Linked DNA regions of Mus musculus: regions 1 and 2 are each linked to region 3. A link is a loop called in an ENCODE intact Hi-C map of the cell type or tissue named here. Cell type or tissue: heart. All regions are shown on one strand.

The links. Hi-C counts contacts between places; a loop is a spot of excess contacts. Peaks named below come from ENCODE experiments on the same cell type or tissue, not always from the same donor. Only the 100,000 strongest peaks of a DNase experiment are listed, where the experiment ranks them.
Region 1: it touches region 3 in a loop (5-fold over the local background); 18 of 42 quality-filtered maps call a loop at or near these places.
Region 2: a loop joins it to region 3, with 3 times the contacts of the local background. A loop is called at or near these places in 2 of 42 quality-filtered maps.

What each region holds. Positions count from the first base shown.
Region 1 is chr8:124,342,362-124,350,361 of GRCm38, reverse strand. It overlaps Galnt2 (polypeptide N-acetylgalactosaminyltransferase 2), which reads right to left. Exons shown (of 16, transcript NM_139272.2): 16 at 4,640-7,059. The coding sequence ends at 6,904. Among named protein-coding and RNA genes, the nearest start is that of Pgbd5, 88 kb to the left of the region's middle. In heart, CTCF peaks have their summits at 409 (motif pointing right) and 3,013 (motif pointing right); DNase peaks (open chromatin) are centred at 451 and 3,051.
Region 2 is chr8:124,017,402-124,025,401 of GRCm38, reverse strand. It overlaps Taf5l (TATA-box binding protein associated factor 5 like), which reads left to right and starts at 4,005. Exons shown (of 5, transcript NM_133966.3): 1 at 4,005-4,213. It overlaps Urb2 (URB2 ribosome biogenesis 2 homolog (S. cerevisiae)), which reads right to left and starts at 3,905. Exons shown (of 10, transcript NM_001368414.1): 1 at 3,876-3,905; 2 at 1,804-1,942; 3 at 170-346. The coding sequence starts at 1,929. Mir1967 (microRNA 1967) reads right to left here and starts at 2,761; the gene lies at 2,680-2,761. In heart, a CTCF peak has its summit at 4,823; a DNase peak (open chromatin) is centred at 3,971; H3K4me3 peaks cover 3,164 bases; H3K27ac peaks cover 2,650 bases.
Region 3 is chr8:124,226,980-124,234,979 of GRCm38, reverse strand. It overlaps Galnt2 (polypeptide N-acetylgalactosaminyltransferase 2), which reads right to left and starts at 3,586. Exons shown (of 16, transcript NM_139272.2): 1 at 3,331-3,586. The coding sequence starts at 3,453. In heart, a CTCF peak has its summit at 3,280; DNase peaks (open chromatin) are centred at 3,089, 3,669 and 4,899; H3K4me3 peaks cover 2,896 bases; H3K27ac peaks cover 2,682 bases.

The DNA.
Region 1 (8,000 bases), 120 kb before region 3:
TAACCTTGGTGTCTGTACCAGGTGCTAATAGGACAGTGCGGTCTCTGCAATCCGGTCTGATTCTGAGCGGGCTCAGGGAAGCTGGTATGTGGTGGGGAATTCCTTTATGATCCCATGCAGCCAAGCACAATATCTGAAGATCTTGAGAAGGAGTCACTGAGGCCTCTAAGGACATTAGAGTATAGGGTACCTAAGAATCCAAGGCTATTGCCCTGGAATGGGTGGACTGAACTGGGCCTGGGAGAGGGGCAGGTTTAGGTGCTGTGTCTAACCTCAAAAGTGTCAGGGTAACAACACAGCAACAGATCTGACAGCCTGATCTTACCTGGATCCCATGATCTTCTAAACCTAGGTTTTTTTGCCTTTCTTTCCTGGGAAATGTCCCTACCTCTGGGTGAGGCTGTTCCCGGTCTGGCCAGCAGAGGGCAGCAGAACCTCAAATTAGCACAAAACAGACCAAATAGTGTTGTGGACTGGGGAGTGTGGGCAGCTGGAATTATAGAAGACACAGCCCCACGTGAGACCAGCAACAACACGGTCACTGGGACTAACTGGGTGACCTGGCGGGGATGGGAAAGGAAAGGAGCTGCAGAGCCCCACAGTCCTTCACCTGGTCACCGTGTCTAGGTTTGTGAGGCACTGGGACACTTGAGGGGTCCGTGATGCTACAACCGTATTTTCCAGTAGAGGATAAGCTCACAGTGTGCCGAAGGACAACTGAATCTTAGAGACGGGGAGAGGTGGTAGGTTGTCATGCCGCCCTCCCCCCCCACCCCACCCCCGATCTGATGGGAGCCTACAGTGGAGAAGAGTAGCAAGTGTAACCTTGGGACTGGACAAGCTGAGCCACCATCACAGGGACACTGGATGAGGCCAAGGACCTCACCTGGACCTGGGCTGTGCACAGCCCAAATCTCAGCCCTCCAGTTTACAGCGGAGATTGGCAATGACGCAGGCTAGTGGCTCAGCTATGAGAAGGAGGAGGTCAGGTCTAGTCACACCCAAAGCCCACCATTTTCCCTAGCACCTTATTACGTCCCAAGCCAGACAACTTGGCTCTCTTGAAAAACTCTATCTAGCCCCACAGTTCTTCCTGCCATGGAGAAATGGCTTAGCATCCATGACTGACTTACAGGAATTCAGCCGAGCAGGTAAGGGGCTGTGCCTCCTGACTCCTGGACAGCCCCACCTCTACTCCCACCAGGGCACTGAAGGTCCCCGAGAGGCAGATGAGAATAGCTACAGTCTGCAAGGTTGTCCAATTTGCTGAAGAGCATATTCAATGTCTCCAGTGGGAAGTTCATGAGTTCACAGTCCTGTCTTTGCTCCTTGGAGGACCACTAGGTGTAACACAGGGTCACAATGCCCTCCTCACTCACCTCTCCCACAATGCCCCTCTTGCAAGTGAGCACAGGGTTCCCATTTTGGACTGGCCTAAGGGGCGGATCTAGTGTGCAAGGGGTGGGTCTAGTGAGCAAGGAGTAGTTTAGTGTGCAAGGGGTGGTTCTAGTTTACAAGGAGTTGTTTAGTGTGCAAGGAGCAGGTCTAGGGTGCAAGGGGCAGGTCTAGTGTCAAAGGGTGGTTCTAGTGTGTAAGGGGTGGCTCTAATATGCAAGGGGCAGGTCTAGTGTACAAGGGGCAGTATAGAGTACAAGGGGTGTGCCTAGTGTGCAAGGGGTGGGTCTAGTTTACAAAGAGTGGTTTAGTGTGCATGGGGCAGGTCTAGTGTGCAAGGGGTGATTCTAGTGTACAAGGGGCGGGTCTAGTGTGCAAGGAGTGGGTCTGGTGTGCAAGCCCAAACTGACTGAGGTTTCTTTAGGTCCTCGCTCTCCCCTCAGAATCCCCAAGCCTTCTCTGATGCTCTCCAGCTCTTGAGAACTGCCATGTGCTAGCTGCTACAAGGGGGCTGCTTGCCCTGGTCTCTCCTGGAGGACTGCCATCTTCTCACCACCTCTTGTCACACAGAGCACAACACTGAGCCCTCCCCTTGCCCCAGGACAGGCTCAGTCTCAGAGCTGGTGCCTCATGTGACCTATACAAGTCACCCAGGTTCATGGCTGGCTTGCTAGAGCTTGCCCAGTGCCAAATAGGGAAACACTTTATGGGTTGTGAAAATTAGAGGCAAAGTATTCTCCAGGGCTGGCCAGTCCTAACCAGTCCTAACATGGGAACTCCACATCCTTTTCTGTCCACCCACTCCTGCCTCTCAAGCTTTCCTTTGTTCGTGTGTGGCACCCTGGTGACATGTGATAACTCAGTATAAAGACTGGACTCTCTCCTCCTCCTCCATCTTCTTACTGGATCTGAGTGGAACTCAGGGTGTCAGCGTGTACCTGCCTTGTCCATAGCTGGAGTTAGGCCTAGGGTAGGTCTACCCCACTATCCCCAAACCCCCAGCCCTTGTACCCGCTACATAGGTACTGTAACACGGCCAAGGGTCACTCTCATACAGTCTCTTCTTTCTCCTGGGGTCTTGTTCTCTCTCTCACCCACCTCACTTTTGATACAGTTCCAAGGTGGAGAGATGACTTAGCTATAACCCAGGCCCCTCAGCCTGGTGCTCTAGGCTGTACCCGTGGGTGTTTTGAAACTCTCTGGTGTCAGGGATTCCTAACAGACCAATAGTTACACACAGGCAGCTTCTCTGATCGTGGAGATGGAGACGACCCGGGCTGTTTGCTCAGCCCATGTTCACAGGCCTGGAAACCAGGGGTTTCTGGAACCCAAGGGCCAGAGAACCTATGGCTCCTTTACCAATGCACAGGATGGAGAGAGTCCCAGCTCCTGAGAGGTCACATTCCTGTTCTATCAGAGTCACTGGATGGCTAAATGGTGCTATCATATGGAGGACGGTTGTTCCCACTTGATCTGTCGCTCTCCGGCCAGTTTCTGCTTGACACATCTAGCATCCTTGTACCCAGGCAAGAGACTATCTAAAATCAAGCCCCTCTCTGAAAGGCAGAGATGGGAAGTCACATTCTCTAATAGGGGGTGCTGAGATGCAGGTGTCCTACCAGCCACACGGGGGCGCTCATGAGGGCGCGCTGAGGCTCAGACTAGAACTCTCCCACCCACACCGACATACTTCTGAGAGCCTCCCTTCCTTTTCATGACCTTTTCCTGAAACTATTTTGTTCTATCATGACTGGAGCTTGCAGACAGCGTACGGTATGGTCTCTGTTTTTCTTTTTAAGAATCGGCTATTTTCATTCCACCCATTATTGCAGATTTCCATTCACTCTGCGTTCACTGCGGCTTTGGAATCACACACAGTAATGAGACCACGTGACGTTACCTAGTGTGCTGATAGTAAGCAGGTCACGGTGTTTACTATGACTGGTTTGTGGTCTGCTGCCATGTGTTTTTTATTTGAGTCCCTCCCGAGAACCCTGAGCAGGGTACCGGAGACACCAAAGGCAGGGGGAGGAAGGAGCTCAGTAGGCCAGCAGCTACCCTCTCAAAGCCATTATCACGGTCCCCATCCATCCTACAGAGGCTCAAACCCTTCCAACAGGAGGCTGTGTGGCTCTGCAAACAGTTCCTTTTCTAGCCCCTGGCAAGGACACACGAGGGTAGCCCAAACTCCTGAGACCCATATCCTGCCTCTAGACAAGGGGACTCCCGATCAGAGGTGACTGTCCTATGCCATGGTGGGACTTGGGAGTTTGTTCAGCACTGAGCTGAAATCCGGTCTCTTGGGTTTCTTGTTACGAGACAAGGAACACATACATCTGAACTACTTGTATAGGAGGCCTGATTCCAAGAGACCTCTCCGGCTCAAAGGTAACAAGGGGCCTTCTGGGATATCCTTTGGCAAGCCAAGGGCTCCTCCCATGATCTTCAGAGGCCTGTGCCTTTCTGGGCCTCACTGAAATGCCCAAGAGAAACCACCCATAGCTACCCCTTCACAAAGCTCCATGCAGCAGCTGCCTCTAAGTCTAACTCCCAGAGGGGCCTCCTGACCACCCATCCTGGAACCCTCCTCCTAGCTCCCAGGCTAGACCTTTTAGAAATGTAGTTTAGTCTCTTCAGATACCCCAAGGCTCTGGAACATTGCCAAGTTATAAGTTACTGCCTTTGTCTCTCAGACGATCACAGAGCCAAATTTTTGGTGTCTCACATAATGAAGTGAATGCAGTGTGGTGTGATGGCCAGTCCCTTAACTGTCATATCATGGTCAAACTGCAAGACAACCGGCTAGTGTTTATTTCCCTGGTCATGTATGTAGCCAGTCACATGAAGGTGTGGTAGAAGACATGTACGAGACCAGGATAGGTAGGGGAGCCCCAGATGGCTGCTGAGCAGGACTGTGCATTTTAAATACCGAGGTATAAGAAATTTGGTACCTAAAGAGTGTGGGCCAAGTGTTCAGGGCAGACTACAGGAAGCGGCTTGTGCAGGATCAGGGCAAGTTTAGGCAGAGCATTGCAGAGGCTGGCCAGGTGTCCAGCACAGCCCAATTGTTCCACGCTGCAAACAATTGTCACGATTACATCAGGTCCAGGATCCACAGCCTTAGAGATGTGTTTTAAGGGGGCGATGAGAAATAGAAGTGTGGGCAGAAGCAAGACCCAGGTTCCAGCCCTCTGCCTGGTGCCACCCACACCTGGTGGAGACCAAGACTGACAGCGGCGGAGGATTATCTATAAAGTATCTTCTCTTTATTTAAGTTAAACAATTTCAAGGATGGTTTCCATCTATAAAATGGACAAAGTACAAGCTCTGTACAGCAGTTTTTTGTTTTGTTTTTTTAAAAATCAACTGGAAAAAAAATTACCAAACTATATTTTGAATTTGCAAAACATACTCACAGACACCATCATTTTCAGCTTCACGGAGACTCAAGGACCACCACAGAAGACAGCCACCTTTGCCTGTGTGCGCCCAGGGCTCCTGGGAGTTTTTAGTTTTAAAAACAGGAGTTGGGAGGGTGGGATAGCCCAGATGACTACAAAGCAATACAAGCTCGGCGAGTCACTTTGGCACACTGTCATGTAAACATGGCTCACCGACGGGCCCTGCCCACACCCCCCTCTGCTCGGAGCTGGGTTGAGTTGGCACCCTGGTGGCCAGACAATCAGATGGTACAAAGGTTAAGAGGCCACAGGGTGGGGTGGGGTACACGTGTGGTTGGGACGCCCCATGTTGTCTCACATCTGTGGAGTCACTCTGATAGAAGCAGTGCAGGAGTGTCAGGGTTAGCAAAGGTCGTGGTGACCGGACTCCAGCAAACTCCTGCCTTGTCCTTGACAGCTTTGCACCTGTACCTGGGAGTGACAGTTCCCAGAGCCTACATTGGAAGGTGGACATTGTATGAACTTAATTAGACATGTGGGCACCCTGTCTGTTACAATGTCTCTTCTGTTGGTTGCTTGGCAGGGGTAGAAAGACAGAGGGTCAGCACCTGGCCAGGCCTTCGCAGAGGGTCCATGGTCATGGCGAATACACACATGGTGAGTACACACATGGAGCCCCTCAGGTAGAAGAAACCAGCTACCCCCCTTCTGGAGCAGGCGGGAGGCACAGCACTCACCTACAGGCCCTCTGACCACCTGGAACTCTGATTCCCGAGATCTCTGGGATACCCGAGATGAGCACGTATGATGCCTGCAGCCCACCAGGTGTCACTTCCCCACATCCAGGTCACCTCTGTGGCTAACACATGCCTAGGTCCTCAGTGGGAGTGCGCAGGCCTTGTGATCTGAACTCTACCCATAATTCCTGCAGTTGCCTGTGGATGTACCGGGGGTATTACCCACACCAGGGCTACGGGCACGTGGGGTCCACCCACAGGCTGAAGAGCTGCTCTTCTGTGCTCTGCCGGCAGCTTAGTACCAAAGACCCAACATACAGGGTCTCAAACCACTGTGAGCCTAGGGATAGTGGGTGACAGCTGTCCAGTGTCCCTGGTCTGTCACAAGGCAGTAGGGTCCTGCTGGCTCACATTAGTTAGAAGCTGTGGGGTTGAGTTTTCCTAAAGAAAAGAAATCTAATTTTAAAAGAAAACCCAAAGCAATACTTGCCAAAAGAGGTGACCTATTTAGTTTTACAGATGACAATGGGCACAAAGCAGACTTTCTAACCCAGCTGCGATCCCCTCGCTGAAGTTAAACATTGACGCTTGTGGGTGGGGCCAGTGGTTTGGGGATGCCCCTACTGGAGGAGCAGCGTGGGCCGGCTGGTGAGGCCCCAGAGATGCACCTTTGCTCTGGGCTGCGCTGCGTTGCAGGGTTCACAAGATGATGTCGGGGAAGCGTAGGGAACGGACCATGATTCTCTTTATCTCTATTTAGTGTCCACCAGAGGAAAGTTCACGTTCAAATACAGCAAGTATGTCAATGGAAGAGGGGACGTGGCTGGGAGGCCAGCTGAGCCCGGGTGCAGGGACAGACAAGGAAAGGCCAGCTTTGTGGAAATCATTTTTTTTTTTTTCCTTAGACAGGGCCTTGCCTGCCTCAGCCTCCTGAGTGATGGGATTACAGGCACTGGCCACCATGCCTGGTTCACACACACACACACGATTTTGAATAGGTAAAACAGAGTGGAGATTGGCGAGCTCTCACTGTGGGGGCGCCTGCCCCTGCTTCCTCTGTCTGAGATATAAACATGATTGCTGCTTGCCCACTTGTTCCGGCCAGTGCTGGGGTGTGAGCAGGAAGCAGAAAGAGGGAGGCAGAGGGCGCCAGCCTTGGGAGGGACCCTCTGTCCTGAGCCCCAGGGGCTCCTTTCCTCTTCTGCACTGCTGTCTGCCCCGCTCATGCCTCGATGAAGACTTGAGACTTAAGACTGTCAGACCGTGATGGAACACTGAGGTATATAGTTTTGCGGAAAGTTTCAGAAACGTAATTACGTGATCAACAAACTGGGCCGGTGTGCGGGTGGACGTTGGGCCCCGGGGGCCTCTTATTGCTGCAGGTTGAGTGAGAACTTCCACTGTTGTGACAGGGCCGGGCCACACACCTCCACACTCAGGCCTCCGCTCTTGGCAGTGCGGCTATCCAGGCACAGGTTGCTGCCCACGTGTCGCAGTTTGGAGTTGCCTTCGATCTGCTCCCACTTCTGCAACAGAGAGAGCACAGCGGGGGAGGTGTTGAGGGCAGCATAGGGTCTGCAGGCATACACCTGCTATTTCCATCCTCTTTCTCTTATATTTTGGATTGTGAGCCTAGTCTTTAACGGCTAAGCCATCTCTCCAGCCCTCCATCCTCTTTCTCTCTGCTCCTGAATCCCGGCTGCCCCTGTGCCCCATGCTTCACGTGTCACTCTTGGAGCACATGCCACCTCCATGATGTTCCTCCGAATGCTAGCACACTCGACCAACCGTAGCCAGCACAGAGGCCTAACAGCCTCAAGAAGTCTGAAGCACTCTGACCCTGCTGTTTAGCAAGTGATAGGAACATCCTAAACATTTATGCTTTCATTTTAAAATCACACGCACTTTCTTTCCCCACAGCTCCTCTCTCATCAACAAGGTCTGTGGCTCTAGTTATTGTTTTATACACGCAATAAGGTTCCTTGGAGTAAGTATTTCTGAAAAATTCCTGACACGGTGGAATGAGATTTTCTCACTCTTGCTCCCCTCCCCTTTTGACTGTGCAAATGCACACATACACGTGCCAGGAAGCACAATGTTCTCACTGGCCAGACAGTGCGGTGCCACAGAGACAGGCCAAGGAGCTGCCTCTCAGTGGCGGGCCAGGGGGCAGCAAAGCAGGACCCGCAGCATGAGGGAGACCTGCCACAAGCACGGGGATGGGGGTGTGTGTGAGTGGCTCTCTCAGCCCTCGGAGTATTTTCCACCTGCTCATCAGATGCCAACTGTGGAAGTCAGAAGCGGTCACCCTGAGAGAGGCTCTGCCAACCTGCACCGCCTGTCCCCGCTGCTGTCAGTTTTCTGGTGTCCCCTTCCTTGTCATGGAAAGCATGCCTAGAGTCTGACAAAGCGTGCGGAGAGAACATACTCCGACTCTGGCTCCTGGGGTGGGGGCTGTCTGTCATGT
Region 2 (8,000 bases), 210 kb after region 3:
GTTTTAAAAAAAAAAAAAAATTGGGGGGTGGGGGGGATACTATTACAACTTCCTTCTTTTCCCTGCAATTTCCCACATATTCACATAATTTTCTAAAACTTGGCAGTAACAAGAAACGAACCAAGACGCACATAGCACAGGTCAACAGAAGAGACCGTGACTCACTTACCTTGACAAGGGAGAGCTGGAGATTTACAGTCTTCCCATCCTTAAGGAGGTTCTGCAATTTCTTACTATGTAGAATGTTATCTACATAGATCCAGAGCCTTTCAACAATATCTTCCTGCAGTTCAAGCTTTTTCTTATAAAATGCAACCAATGACTGCCTTGCCCAATCAAGTAAAACCTGGATTTATAGAAAGCATTTATAGAAAACATATTCTGTAAATGAAGTTCTTACATGAAAGATTTTCACCCAATCATGACCAAATTCTACTGCATGAAAAACAAAAACGATTTCCTGTTAAAAGTGTATCTGCAGTATCAGTTACCACTGAGGTTGAAGCACTCACTGCAGGAGCAGCACTTCAGTCTACAAGTTCAAGATGAGACTGAGCAACACAGCAAGATCCTATCTGAAACCGATAGGCTGAATATGATTACACACGCTATTAATATCACTACTTGGAAGCTGAGGCCAAAAGGTCTCAATTCAATGGCAGCATGACAGGTATAGTGAAAGTATTTTTTTTAATCCTCACTTGTGTTAACATTATAATAATGTTTTGAAATCTTGAAATGTTTATTAAGGAAAAACAATGATGTCTTCATCTGGCCTCAAAGAAAAGTTTCAATAAAATTAACATTATTCAATGGTCTTTTCTAAGAGAAACACATAAATATCCACAATGTCCACAGAAGCAATCATATATGCAAATCAAATGGCAATGAGGGATAATTAAAGAAAAAAAGGAATGAGAATCAGAACATTCGGACATGTGTGCTCATTTTCCCAAGACAAGTAACTTCTAAGTCTCCCTCATTCAGGAAACACAGCCAAGGGGAACGGATGCACAAGTGTCTATGGGAGAAAAGGGCTTTGGACACATGCAGTTTCCATTCCTGTAACAGTGTTTTCTCAAGCACAATACACTGAGAAAAGGTGATGCTTCAGCTCGCAGAGCTGTGTGTATGAGTCTTCTGTGTGTGCCATATGTGTGAGATCGTGAAGATGGTGGTGGTGATGCTGACGATAAGAAAGCCAGGGCCTCAGGTGTGCTGGACAAACACTGGACTGAGTTGCCCTTGCTCACTTCTACTCTGCAGCACTGTCCGTAGGTGTGACAGACGAGCTGGGCTCTCGCTCAAGCCTACCAGGATTACCCTTTTGTTTCATGTTGTGCAGCGCTGACCAAGGAACTGCCTAGCTGTCAAGATGACTCAAACACGTAGTAGGTGTGGACACTGACAGGTAAGCTAACTGTTCTGCAAACCACACCTCGTCACTTCTCTCACAATTATAATACAGTCTGATACCAGCACTGGATGGAGGCCAGCCCTATTCCATGAGCTTGTCATCCTACCACAGCTGCACTGCCTACTTTTTAGCCACAGCAACTTAAGAAATCCCAATAGAACATCATAACTGGTACCTACCTGCTTCTAGCTTGCCCTCAGACTAGCACTTTCCAACTTCTCAACTTCCCGCCTAGCAATCCAAAAGCCCCACTGCTTCTTCACTGACAGTGACTGCAAATCAAGTTTTCTCCCCAACATGTCTTCTAATCTTTTAAATGTTAATATCCAAGCTGTACATGAAATTATTTTAGATCATAAAACGTACAAGTTCTACGTTAAACTTACTTGTTCTTTATTTGGTAGAAAGCACTGATGGGAAATCCAAGCAAAGTGAGCTAATTTTAGTTTATCTTCCCAGGAAGTTGTCTTGCTTTTAAGTTTAAAGGAAATACCAGAATAAACAGCAGCCATTGCTACACGTCTTCTACAATTAAAAAAGGAAAATAGTATTATAATAAGGCCTAACTGAACAGACACCAGAAAATGGACAGTATCTTTTAAAAAGAAAATTTTTTATGTATATGTGCCTGAGTATATGCACTCAGGAGTCCAAGAAGGTCAAAGAGGGCATTAGAGTCTTGGAGACTAGAGTACAGATAGTCATGAGTTAGGCGCCATGGAGGTACTGGGAACTGAGCCCAGGTCCTCTCTGAGAGCAGCTGTACTCCTAACTTTGAGCCACCTCTCCAACCCCTCCCTATATACCTTATTGGGTACAATTAGGAAGCAGAGGCCAGCCTAGGATACATGGTAAGATGTTGTGTCAAATATATAGTTAATTTGAAACTGGCTTTCATCAAAAGCAGGTAGACAATAGATTATAAGTACTCCTGCTGTGATCACACTTAGAGAATACAGGAATTCAATAAGGAGAAATCAAAGTGTGTAAATCACTCACAGGATGACAGTCACCATTCATGATTTAAGATCGAAAGAGATGGTTTAGCACAGCTTCAAAACTGTGTTGTGTAACAGGAGTAGCACTATTAAATAAGCAAAAAAGCAAGCAATACAGTACTTGAAGAAAATAATGCTTCTTGAAGTGAAAAAGAAATTAGGTGATGTGGCTGAGGAAACGGCTCAGCAGTAAAGAACACTTGTGACTCCTGTAGAGAGCCCGAGTCCAGTTCCTAGCACCCACAACGATCTGTAAGTCAATTTCCAGGGAATTCTGCATCTTCTCCCCAGGATCCTCATGAATGTCAGACAAAAGGAGCAAAGAGAGAAAGAAACAGAATTCAGGCATTAATTTCAATAAAAATGCTCTTACTTCTACTGTAACAGTAACTCGTCACACACAGCTACAGTAGACAAAAACCATATACAATCTTTAAAATCCCAAGTAACAAAGGAAAGGATACATTAACAACCTACACTTGCTATGAAACCCAGCTAAACCTTTTGAGTTTTTAAAAGTCATAAAGTTTGTTTCCATTATGGTAAACAACTTAGCTTAAACCCTGACAGAACATTCACCACGCTGCTGTGTTGAGGCAAGAGACTGTGCACTTTGGAAAGCTTACTACAGGCCTTCAGAACTGAGAGGCCTCCCTTCCTGTCCTCGCCCTCTGACTACCTCGGGAAGGGTTTAGGGCAGGGTTTTTCCACCTGCGGGTCACACGCCCACAAGATTGCAAACCAGGTATTTATTCACATTATGCTTCCAACAGTAGGAAAATTGCAATTATAATATAGCAACAAAATAACTTCATGGCGGGGGGGGGGGGGGCGTGTCACCACAACATGAACAAAGGGTTGCAGGATTAGGAAGGTTGAGAATCAATGTTCTAGGGGGCTGGAAAGATGACTCCGTGGTTAGGATTACTTACTGCTGTTCCAGAGAACCCAGGTTCGAGTCCCAATATCCCACATCTTGGCTCACAACCACCACTCCAGTTCTAGAGGAACGCCCCTCTTTTATCCTCTGCGGGTGTACATAAAACACCCATACAAATAAAAAGTTTGGTTTTGGTGGTGGTGGTGGTGGTGGTGGTGGTGGTGGTGGTGGTGGTGGAGGAGGAGGAGGAGGAGGAGGTGGTGGTTCTAGTTTATCATGATACCTTCAAATCCTACTACCTGGATCGGGGCTCCCTCGAGTCCGAGCTCCGTGTAGGAGATCGGGGTGCTCTCTAACGTGGGTCTCCCTCAGATCAAGGTTCTCTCAAGTGGAGCTCCTTCAGTTCGGGGTAAAGCAGTTCAGAACCTCAAGCAGGGTTCCATAGCGGGAACTCCCTCGGGCAGAGGCTCCTCCGATCCCGGCTCTCCAGCCGGTTCCCTCCTGTTAGGACTGGTGTCCGCATCCGCCAAACTGGCGCCTCGGCGCAGAGGAAACCCAAACTCTCCAACCGTCCGCTCACCTGGGACCTCCACGGCGGCGAGCCACATGTGAGGGAGGCGCTTCCGGCAGACGTTGACGCCAACGGCTCGGGGCGGGGAGGGGCGTCACGCAGACATCGCTAGAGGAGCGCCGAGCGCGCCCTGGCCGCGGCGGCGTCGCGCGTCCGCGGCCTAGCCCGGCGTGCCCGCTCCGTCAGGCGGTCATGGGGCGGCCACCGAGAACCGCGAGCGCGGGAGGACGTAGGGCGCGGGGACCCGGCTAGCCGGTCGTCGTACGGAGTCCTACGGCGGGCAACCGATACGGAAGCAGCCGGTGCCGGGGCGGCGGCGGGGCAGCGGGAGCCGCCTGGGATGTTCAGTGAGTGCGGGCGGGGCGCGGGACAGGGCGGGGGGGGGGAGGGGACGCGGGGGAGGGGCCTCGGGCGGGAGAGCGCGCGCGCGCGCGCCCGCCCCTGCGCAGTCCCGGCCCTGCTCGCGCGCGCGCGGGTCCGAGCGACCCCGCACGTGGCGGCCCCGGCTGCACGCGCCCGGAGACCCCGCGGCCCCGCCGGGCGCCCTCGCGCGGAGCCAACTGCGAGCTCACGAGGGCGCTCGGCGGAAGTGGGCAGCGGACGGAGGGCTCGCGGCTGCCGCGGGGAGACGCGGCCCCGCGGACCTCGCAGGCGCTGTGGCTCCGGCGTCGAGAGGTGAGTTTTCCCCTTCGCCGGGACCGGCAGGTGGAGGATAGCCTCGGGGCTCTGCCGGGAGTCCCGTCCAGTCCGACCCGCCCTATTAGAAAGTGAAGTAGGAAGGGAGTCTGCCTTTCTCCAGGTTACAGACTTTTTGGCTGTAACCTGGGGCTGAGTGTCACGGATGGAGTTGGTGACCGCAGAGACTTAGAGTTGCAAGCCGTGTAGCAGGCGAGCTTGCTGCCTCGGTTTCTTCTCCTGTAAAATGGGAGGGTAATTTAAGCCCAGACTCTGCTGGTAGTGGTGGCGCACTCCGTAATCCCCACACTCTGTAGGCTGAGGCAGAAAGATTGCTGCGAATTGTTGGCCATCCTGGTGTACGAAGTGAGTTCTGCACCAGTCTAAACCACAGAGTGAGACTTGGTCTAAATACACGTGCATACACACACACATACACATATGAGAGCCTTGTTTTATGAACTATAAAGCGAATATTAAATCAGAAAACCCAAAATGTCAGTTTGTGCCTTCAGTATTTGCCATCAGTAATAAATAAATTTGGTTCGTGTGTTTTGGGACAGTCTTCCAACTGTGAGATTTGTGTGTACTTCTGTCACTGAAGAGAGGCAAAAACCTCTTCTGACTACTTAGTAACTGGTTATTCTTTTTGTTACTCTGTCACAATCTATGAACAACATCTGGGGACAAAAGAAGGGGCTTTGCTTCTTTTCTGACTTGTTTTAGCTTGACCTTGTGTGACGCCAGCGCTGCTCATTGAACACTACTTGAAGTCACGGTTCCAGCCTTCCACGTAGCCAATCAGCATGTTAGCTGATTAACTTGCAGGCTCTCGTTGACATAAGCATCAGTGAGCGGTTGGCCCAGTGCTCCCCTGCAGTCCCGTATGGGATCAGTGGAGCATAGGGTGCAGGCTCAGACACTGTCCACGAGACTGCGTTCCCTCCCATTCAGGAACTGCGTGACTTTGGGCAAGTTGTCTGATAACTACAGGCTTCAGCGTCCCACCTGAAGCGTTTACCTGCCTAATAGAGTAAAAGCAGATAGTCTGTGGGAAGTACTTAAGATGGCGTCTTACTCAGCAGCGGAATGTTAAGTAAACATTAGGTATCAATGGTAGTGTAGGACTGGGATGGTGTTCCAGGCTCTGGGAGTAGAAGGGCAAAGACCAGGAAGCCATTTGAGGAAGAGATAGCCAGACAGAGAGAGCATCAAGGTTTGTTCACACCAGGTGAGCATTTGTAAGGGTGCCTCCTTAGGAGAGGGCTTGGCCAAAGCCTGCTAAAAGGTGAGGGAGCCTCAGTAAAGTGAAAATGGAAGTGGGTAAGCAGCATTCCAGCGAAACCTCGAAACCTCGAAACGACATGATGGGTTTTTTCACTGGGTTTCCTCCAGTGAAAGCAGTGAGTTTTAAACTGATGCATCACATTGGCTTTTTGGGAGGAAGGCCTGGAATGGAGTGGGGCTGGGTCGCAGTAGAGAGGCATCCCTGCTTCTGTACAGCTTCTAGCTTAGTACAGAAATTTTTAATCTGAATTTCAAAGCTAAGAGAACATTAAAACAAAACATGAAGGTACAGGTCGTTCTAGACAGTATTTCCTAAAAACCATGTTTTGGTGTGTGTCATGTACCAGGTTACAAAGCAGGTTTCTCTGAGAAGTCTCTCTGTGATTGGAGAATGTTATCCCATGTTGTGGTCTCTGCTCCAAGGCAGCCTTAGTTGTTGCTCCAACACCAAGATGGTCTTCAAGAGGGCATGCCAGGCTGGAGCAAGCCACTGGTGCTGGGTTGGAGCTTTTATTCAGTCTCACCAAATCAGTTATATAAACAAAACAACAAGAATTAATGTTCACTGAGGAGTACTGGGATCATGTCTCAGAGAACACTGTACAGATCGCACATAAAATACAAACTAATGTGGAAATGGAGGCTTGTTCTTGTTGACCTACTGCAACCGGCCATGACAAGGGGATGGAGATGGAAAGTTCAAGGTCAGGCTGGCTAGGAACAGAATTTAGGTTATCATGGACTACATAGCAAAAACTCTGACTGGGGGGAAAAACAACAAAAAAATACTGTAAGGGGTGAATGAAAATGAGCTCATCAATAGCTTGGACTGAGACTTGCAGCAGAGAGAGTAGATCGGGATTTGGAAAGGATGAAGTGCTGTGAGGACTGAGGGTAGCTTGGTGGTAGAGAGCTCGCCTGCATGGGAAGAAGGCCTTAGGCTTAATCCCTGTTGCCCACCCCCACTTCCACCTCTCTCCAAAAAACCTGTGTTGTCTGTGGTGACCTAGTAGGAAGACAAAATGCTTTGGAAAGTCAGTTATATGTCCATTTGGACTTCTTTTGATCCATGGTCTCCTGTTATCCACGGCTGGCCTGGGACTTACATGCAACTTTCCTGTCTGGTCTCCTAAGTGCTCGGGTTAAAAATGTGCCACAATACCCAGACCAAAAAATAGAATTTGATAATCTATAGTGGTTTAATGGACACTGGTTTTAAGATGTGTATAAATAGTTGGAGCACAATTGTACCACATTTGGTATTTATACTGCTATGCATGTCAGTGAACTTTTATATACGTAGTGTTTTGAATGGTGATGGCCCCCATAGACTAACTTGTGGTTTGTGAGTGTTTTTTTGTTATGTTGTTTACATTGCCTTGGCTGTACTGGGGCTCAACTATGTACACCAGGGTTGCCCGGCTCCTGGTGTGTGAAAGTGTGCATCGCAAGATGAACCATACCCAGCCAGCATGGCGCTTATGTTTGGTCCCTTGATGAAATTGTTTGGGAAAGGATTAGGAAATGTTGCCTTTTTGGAGAAAATGTATCACTGAGGTGTTTAAGGCTTTGAGGTTTCAAAAGTCCATGCCAGGTCTAATCTCTCATCCTCCAAAATGTGGATAAGCTGTAGCTTTCAGCTACTGCTCCAGTGCCATGCCTTGCTTGTCTGCTCCTCACCGTGATACTCATGGACTTACCCTCTGAAATAGTAAGCAAGCCCCCAATGAAGTGCTTGCTTTTGTCTGGTGATGGTGGTGACACTGGCAGCAATGACAGTGGTGCCCACCTTTAATCCCAGCACTCAGGAAGCAGAGGCAGGTGAATCTGTGAGTTCAAGGCCGGCCTGGTCTACAAAGAAAATTCCAGCACAGCCAGGGCTACACAGAGAAACCCTATTTCAACACATCCCTCCTCCCTACAAATACTTTTATAAGTTGCCTTGGTGATGGTTTCTCTTCATTAGCAATAGAAAAGTAACCAAGAAAATATAGACCCTCTTCTCTCCTGTGCTATGAAAACAGTAGTAAAGTAGAAATAAGATGCTTGTGGCTTTCGTATTTCTAGAAATCACAAAAGATCAAAAGCCTAAAATAAGTCCAAGCAGAAACTAGACAGCACTCAAACTTTTAAATCAGAATATAGTTCATGCTACCTGTCCCTTCAGAAGCC
Region 3 (8,000 bases):
CTGAGCAAAAGAAAGCGAGATGTCCCCGGCACCACTGGGGCCACCGTGCTATCACCGTCCACTTGTACGCCTAACTTTCTACTCAAGGTGGTAGTGGTCCCCTCCAAATCAGCCATATGAACAAGTGAGCCAGTCAGCTTGCCATGGGAAGCCCTCTACAGGACAGCATAGGCCCGAGTCCCTTCTCTGCTTTTAGAACCTACTGTTCTCCCAATGAGTGTCCCCCACAAAAGGTTTCTCTGTAGTTCCAAGAGAAGCCCCTCCCCAATGCTTCCTGCCTAACCCCCAAACACCTGCACCTGAGGCCCAGAGTGAGTGCAGCAGAGGTGCCAGCTCCCAGGAAGAGCAGTACCTCAAACTCTTAGGCAGTCCATGAAGGGGCCCTCAGTCTCTCGGCTGAGCTCACTGCTGGGAACCCTTCCTGTGGCTTCCCTTCAGCCAGAGGCAGCTTCCTTTCAACAGAAATCCCTTCCCTCCTATGCAGCGCCATCCACTGCCAGCATACCAGGGCCCCAGGGAAACTTAACGTGATTAAAATTTTAAAGCATTTAAGATGCTCAAAGGAAAGGCATTCTTGAAGTGCATATCATCATCTAGGGAGGCAAGAGTAAATATGGCAGGGGGAGATACCTATACAAATGAAATGCAATTTTAAACATCATGCATAAATTGCTTTAACGTGGAGCCTCTGCCCTGCGGAATCACAGCATCGAGTCCGGGCTTTCCAGCAAATGCTGACAGCTGGTTTTCAGCTCCTTAGTTTATTCAGTCTGTAGTCTGAGGTGAGCTGACTTCCTGGGTTTTGCTAAATGGAGAACAGCAGTTCTCAGACTTGTTGTTTAGCAGGCAGGGCACACAGTGCACAGCCTGGCCTGGCTGCTGAAGCAGCAGAAATCCTAACAGGATGCCCTCAGACAATCCCCAAAGCACAACCCTGAAGCCTGGGGCCCCTTGGGAATGAAACAGCAGAGCATGAAGAACTATCTAAAGATGGAACAAGAGCCCGCTGTGATCAGCACCAAACACAGAAGAAATGCCATCTACTTATCGCTAAAAAAAAAAAATCTACAGGCTCTCAGTAAAGCTGCTCTTCTTATCCTCACAGTCATGTTGTACACGCTAAAGGAATCGCACATTTTCTCTTATCAAGGGGATGAGCTAAATGTGGAGAGTCGTCTAGTGTTTAAACCCACTAAGGGATCCAAGATGGCACTCCACAGTTTGGCGGCATCCTCTGTCTCTCTCTCAGGATCCACCTTGCTACCTCAATGGGAGCACTACTGAAATTTCAAAATCTGCAGTTTTCTTTTTTAAGATTTATTTATTTACTATATGTAAGTACACTGTAGCTGTCTTCAGACACACCAGAAGAGGGCATCCAGTCTTGTTACAGATGGTTGTGGGATTTGGTTGCTGGGATTTGGACTCAGGACCTTCGGAAGAGCAGTCGGTGCTCTTACCTGCTGAGCCATCTCACCAGCCCCAAATCTGCAGTTTTCACAGCACTCCCTTGCCCTGCAGATCACTAAACCATGATACCCTGAGCCAGGACAACATTTTATGGCTCACTGACAACAGAACCCCAGGTCATTGATCTGCTCTTTCTATAGGGTCTCCATCGGATCACAAAGAGGTCTTGGGCTTTCTTCACACCTAAAGCTAATACCTCTTAGGCATCCAGAGAACTTTAATGAGGAGACAAGCCAACTGCTTGCCAACAGACACCCCCAGAGGTAGGGTGACATCCCTGGGAGGCTGATGCCACAGGTGCCTTTCTACATACATACCTGTGCTGATCCAGGACTTCATCTTTGTGTGACTAGGAAAAAGCATTGTCAGCAGCCAGGGTATTCCCAAGGCGAGGGAAGTCTCCTGGGGAAGCAAAGTCCGTACACACCACACTTGCTCAGAGTCACCATGGTTCTCAAAAACCTGGCTGCTGCCACCAGCCACGCTTGCTAGACTTAAACCCTAGCAAGCAGGGGCTCCCAGCACAACAACCATTCAGAAAGCAGGGCTAATGAGAGTCAGTGTCCACCCCACACAAGCCAGGCACAGGGAAACACTGTTTCCATGTTCGTTACTGAAAATAAAAAACGAATCATGAACCCCTCCCAGAGTCAAAAAGACACTTCCACCTTCCTCCCTCCCTTCCTTCCTCCCTCCGTACCTGCAGCTAGGAATAACTTGAAGATGCCAGAGAAAAAGGGAATCAGCCATGTGCCTTTGACATTCAGTGTCTGAGTAGGGGTAAAGTCGGCGGCTGCTCATGGGCAGTCCATCCTACTCAAGATTCTACCCCCTATCTCCCTAAGCCGCGATCTACCTCCATTCTTTTCTGGTCGTGTACTGTTACTCAAAATCAAGTAAGGAGGGCTACAAATCTTTGGAAAAGATAACTATATTTCGAAGCTCGTTAGCTAGTAAAACACCACAAACCCCTCAGGAGAGAATACAACAGCCTAGACAGCACCAACCAAGGCAAGGATCCCACGCTCGCTCGGTGTCCACTCGGTACCCAAGCCGAGATGACTGCCGAATCAGAACCTGTAAGCTCTAAGACTCCCGGCCTCACTACCGAACCCACCAGAGACACACACCGAGGAGGGACTTGGGGTTAGGAAATGCGGACTTGGGGTTAGGAAATGCAAGCGCAAAAGGCTAGGTAGTTCCCGCCGCCGTGAGCGGCCAAGGGCCGAGGTGGGCAGTGTAGCAAGTAGAACGGGAGGTCTGACAGAACCACGGTACGACCTCACTGCCGGGGTGCTGGATGGGGAGGATAGGGAGGGATCACGCCTCTGATCACTGGAGCACCAGGGTTCCAGCCCGACCAAGGTCCCCAAGATCTGGGCGCAAGACGAGAGGGTCGCGGGTTCCAGTTGGGCGGAATGTGGCTCGGGGAGCACCGGGTTTCGGGTGACAACGATCCCCAAGATCCCGGAGCAGGGAGTGGGGCTCCGGGGTGATCTGGGCGGAGTACGGAGCAGGGGGCAGGGAGTCCGGCGGAAGGGTTGTCCCTATGATCCCGGCACAGGGAGTGGAGCGCAGTGTCGCCAGCGAGATAACAGCCTCCAAGATCCTGGCGCAGGGCGGTACGTGGCTCCGGGTGCCCGCGCCCCGCATGCGGGAGGCAAGTCGCTGCACCCAGAGCCGCGGGTGAGCCGGACAGGGCCGGAGCTCGCGCCGCTGGCCTGAGGGCCCGGAGAAAACTTGAGGCGCGCGTCCCGGCCAGGGTCCCCACATCTGCTGCCCCGAGCCGGGGAGCACTCTCGGTGCACGGCGCCTCCCCGCTGCAGGCCCGGGTCGGCGCACAGGCCTCGCGGCACTCACCTTCCTGCCGGCGCCGCCCCCGCCCGCGGCCAGCGCGGAGCCGCCCCCCGAGTACATGTAGTAGGCGATGCCCAGGACCCAGAGCAGCGCGAAGCACAGCAGCATCCGCGAGCGCCGCCGCATCCTCGCTCTGGGCGGCCGCCGGGCAGCCTGGCGGCGCGGCGGGCGGAGCGCGCGGCGGGCGGAGCTCGGGGCGGCGGCGCGGGAAGACGCGGCGCTCGGCGGGCGGCGCTCGGCGCTCGGCGCTCGGCGCCCGGCAGGAAGCGGCGGCCCAGCGGCGGGGTCAGGGAGCAAAGGGCGACCAATCGACGCTGAGGGGCGGGCGCGGGGGCGGAGCCGAGTCTCCATGGCAGCGGCGCCCCGCCCACTGCGCGCCCCCGGGAGTGGCAGGTGGAGGCAGCGGGCGCGGACGCGCGGTTCCCCAAAGACTTGGAATGGGCCAGTCTGCAGAGATCGCCCCGGCCCGCCATCCGTCACATTCACTATTTGGGCAATAGTGGGTTCTTGGGTTTTTATTTTTTATTTGTGCTTTCTCTTTTTTAATATAAGGTCTCATCCTATAATCCAGACTGACCTCGAACTCACCATCCAGCCCATGCTGGCCTCAATCTCGCAGCACTCCTTTTGCATCAGACTTCTGAGTCCTGGGATAACAGGAATGCACTGCCCTGTGGTCTGAACAAGACTAAGACAGGGAAGGTAGATTTCAAGGCGCTTGCTTGTAAGGATGACCCTTCCTGCTCTTAAAAGCAAAATGGAATGGTGGTGGTTTTAAATAAACGTGAAAAAGAGGGGAGATAGATGGTAATTTATGTTTTTAAATCTTTTCGGTTTTTTATTGGTTGCTTTCTTGAAGGAATGAGGTGAGCATAGTAACCCACTTAATAGAGCAGGCAGCAGCGAGTTCCCTGACAGCAGCTCTGGTGACTGTAACCTTGTCCATGACCTTGTGACTCTAAGTCCCTGTGTCTGGAAAAGAATTTCCAGTACTTGAGAGCCTGCAAATATTTCTGAGATCTGCCCACACTGCAGGAGGAAGGAACTCCCTGGGCGGCAGTCTGCCCAATCCTGAACAAAGAGCACCGCAAGCCTTGGGCTACCAGGATTCTGAGCCTCACCTGAACTTCAGACTTCTCAGAAGTGAGAAGGGAAAGCCTCTTAGTTCCACCAGACACCCCATTCCTGAAGACACCCCATTCCTGAAGACATCCCATTCCACCAGGCACCCCATTCCACCAGGCACCCCATTCTGCAAACACCCTTCACAGAAGACAGGTTTCTCATACCCTAAGAAGTTCCGTTCCAAGTACTAGAATCCGAGCACTGTACTGACCAGGGAAGAGATTTGTAAAATACTGAAGAGATGACAGGCTTGAAAACACCCAAGAGTCTTGGGGACAGTCAGATAAGTGGGAACAACTGTTGCCCCTCAGAGGCCTGGGAGTGAAGGGAAAGAAGAGGAAGCAGGACAAACCCCAAAGAGCAGGAAAGAGACAAGCAAGTGGCCCCTCCCCCAGCATAGCATCAGCATCAGTATCTGTTGAAAACTGCAGAGGACAGAAGAGAAAGTCCCCACCCGGAGCCCTGCCTCCAAATGCTTCCTATCTGAGAAGTCAAAGGACAGCAAAACTGCTACTACAAAAGCAAAACAGAAAGTTAGTCATATTGCTGAGTGTGGAAGAGGAATCCTAACATTTCATCTGATTATGCTCCCCAACACACACATGCACACACACAGGCACGAGCACACACACACACACACACATTGACTGATGGTGGTTGTGTCACCTGTAATCTCAGCATTCGGGAGGTTGAGCCAGGAAGATTGCTAAATGAGAGACAGAGAGACAGAAACAGAGAGACAGAGACAGAGAGACAGAGAGAGACAGAAAAAGACAGAGATAGAGACAGAAGAACAAGGAGGAGGAGGAGGAGGAGGAGGAAGAAGAAGAAGAAGAAGAAGAAGAAGAAGAAGAAGAAGAAGAAGAAGAAGAAGAAGAAGAGGAAGAAGAAGAAGAAGAAGAAGAAGGGGAAGAAGGGGAAGAAGGGGAAGAAGAAGAGGAAGGGGAGGGGGAGGGAGGGGGGAAGAAGAAATAATAATTATAGTCTGGAGCGATGGCTCAGCAGTTGAAGTACTTGCATGTGAGGACCAGGAGTTAGAACCCCAGGAACCCACCTAAAATGTGGGCAGGCTTGGTAGCCTACCGTGATACTGTGCATGGGAGGTAGAGGCAGGTAGTCTCCAGGGCAAGCTGACTAGCTCAACAAGCTGAGAACCAGCAAGCTTTGGTGTAAGTAAGAGACTCGTTTCAGTACATAAGGTAAAGAGCTGTCAAAGGCCACACCACAGGTCAACCTCTGGCCTCCACACATACACGTATGCATGTATGCCATGTCCCCACCCAACAGGAACATGTAAGCTCTGGCCTTTGTGTGCATGTATGAATACATGCACAATCAAACATGCATATACACATGTGCACACTATACACACATCACATACAAAAAGGGAAGGATGGGGAGAAAAGAAAAAGGTCAGGAAGGAGGGAGGGAGGAGATTGGAGATGAGAAAAAATAAGTTAAAAGCTTCAGATATAAGTTGTTGAGAGCCAGGGAAGAGGAGCCAAGTCCATTGAATTGGAATCCCTGAGAAGGAAACTTTAAAAGTAAAACAAAGTTTGATATTAAGATGTTAAGATCTGAGCTGGTGGTGGCACACACCTTTAATGTCAACAAGCAGGAGGCAGAGGCAGGTAATCTCTAGATTCAAGGCCAACCTGGTCTATTGAGAGAGTTCCAGGACAGCCAGGGCTACACAGAGAAAGAAACCTTGTCTCAAAATAACACTATCATCCTCCGCACACACACCCCAAAACGTTCACCTCTGCTGGGATGTAACTCAGGGCTAAGTTCTTACCTACCATGAGCAAGACTCCGGATTTGAGCCCAACATCATCACCCTCTGAAAGTACTTTCCAGTTTAGTAGGCATCTTTCAACAATTTTCATCTGCAAAGTACTCCAGGAGTAAAGGAAATTTCAACACTACACATCAAAGGTGAATCCCATGCACCTTGGGGAAAATGGTGTGGAATAGCCAAGACATACCTTAGCGCTTGTATTAGATACCTCTTACTTAAACCAGCCGAAGGCCTCAGTGCCTCAGTAGCTAACGTGTTTGCTATGCCAGTGTAAAGAGCTGAGTTCAGATCCCCAGGAAGTCTGACAAGGCAGTGCATGACTGGACTCACAGCTGTTCCTCTCATGAGGCGGGAGATGGAGATAGGAGAATTCCCAGAAGGTTGCAGGCCAGCTAGCAACAAAGAAACCAAATCTCCAGCAGGGTGGAAAGTGTGAGCCCACACAGGAAATAATCCTCTAATCTTCACATGCATGCCATGACACACACACTTACACATACACATATCACACCACACACACACACACACACACACTGTTATAATTCAAAGGCAAGGAAGACATAAAGATGCAGCAGGCAGGATCACACTTCCTAAGAGAAATGCAAAAAAGTAAGGCAGCAAGAAAATGCATTTACACAGTGTTCAAGGCAAGAATGCCAGCCAAGGACCCCACAATTGGCCTCCAGGCCAATAAACAAGTATGGACTAAGTGTAAAAGTTTGGAAGCCCCACACTGTAATTTTTTTCAAATCCTACTTTTAATGATGGTTCTTAAATGCTTTAACATCCCTTGTAGCCCACCACCAACCAGAGGTAGTGGGGAAGAAAGGCTATGGGAGAAGTGGGACCTGTTTACAAAGGTTCTTTGGAGTAACTCCTGTCTGTGTTGTCTGGAAATCGGCAGTTCAGTTCACAAGTCAGCAGCAGCAGCTTGATCCACTAGCAAACACTTCATGGATACACCAGCAGTCTAGTTTCGTAGAGTCAGGATAGCAAACAGGAATCAGTAACCGTGGCACAACCTAGCAGAGACAGCCAGGCCTCAGCCTCTGCACAAGTCAGCAGGAGGGATCAGGTGGAACACTAGGAGAAGTTCTTGGCTGTGCTCTCTAAGGGAAGGAAAGATCAGAGAAGACTCGAGACCCACAAGTGTTGCACAGCTAGCTCTATAAGCAAGCCTAGCTCAGCCCCCGTCACTGTCCGTTGAGTCCCATTTACACCCTCCAAACACCCCGTGTCCTCCTTGTGCTTGCTCAGCATATATGAAGTTCCATCTCAGCACTGTATAAGCCATGCGTGGGGACACATATCTTCAACACCTAGAACTCTGGGGACAGGAGGATCGCTGGGGCTTACTGGCTGCCAGCCTCACTCCAGGTTTAGTGAGAGACCCTGTCTCAAGGAAGTAAGTCAGAGAGTGACAGAGCAGAACACTAGATGTCCTCTGGTGGACACATGTGCATATACCACACACACACACACACACACACACACACACACACACACACACCTTTAAAAAGTGATTGAACTGGTCAGATTTGACTCTGTTTATCTTACGAAAATAGAGATGTCCACACATGGCAAATTGAAGGAAATTTTATGTCCATATATGTAAGTTAAGGAAAGATATTCCTGGTATGTAAAAAACTTAAACACTAAGGGGGGGGATCTCTAAGAAATGGGCCAAACTATAAACAATTCCCAGTAACACTCCAAAAAGAGCCCGTAAGTGTGTGTAAAGATGTTAAGT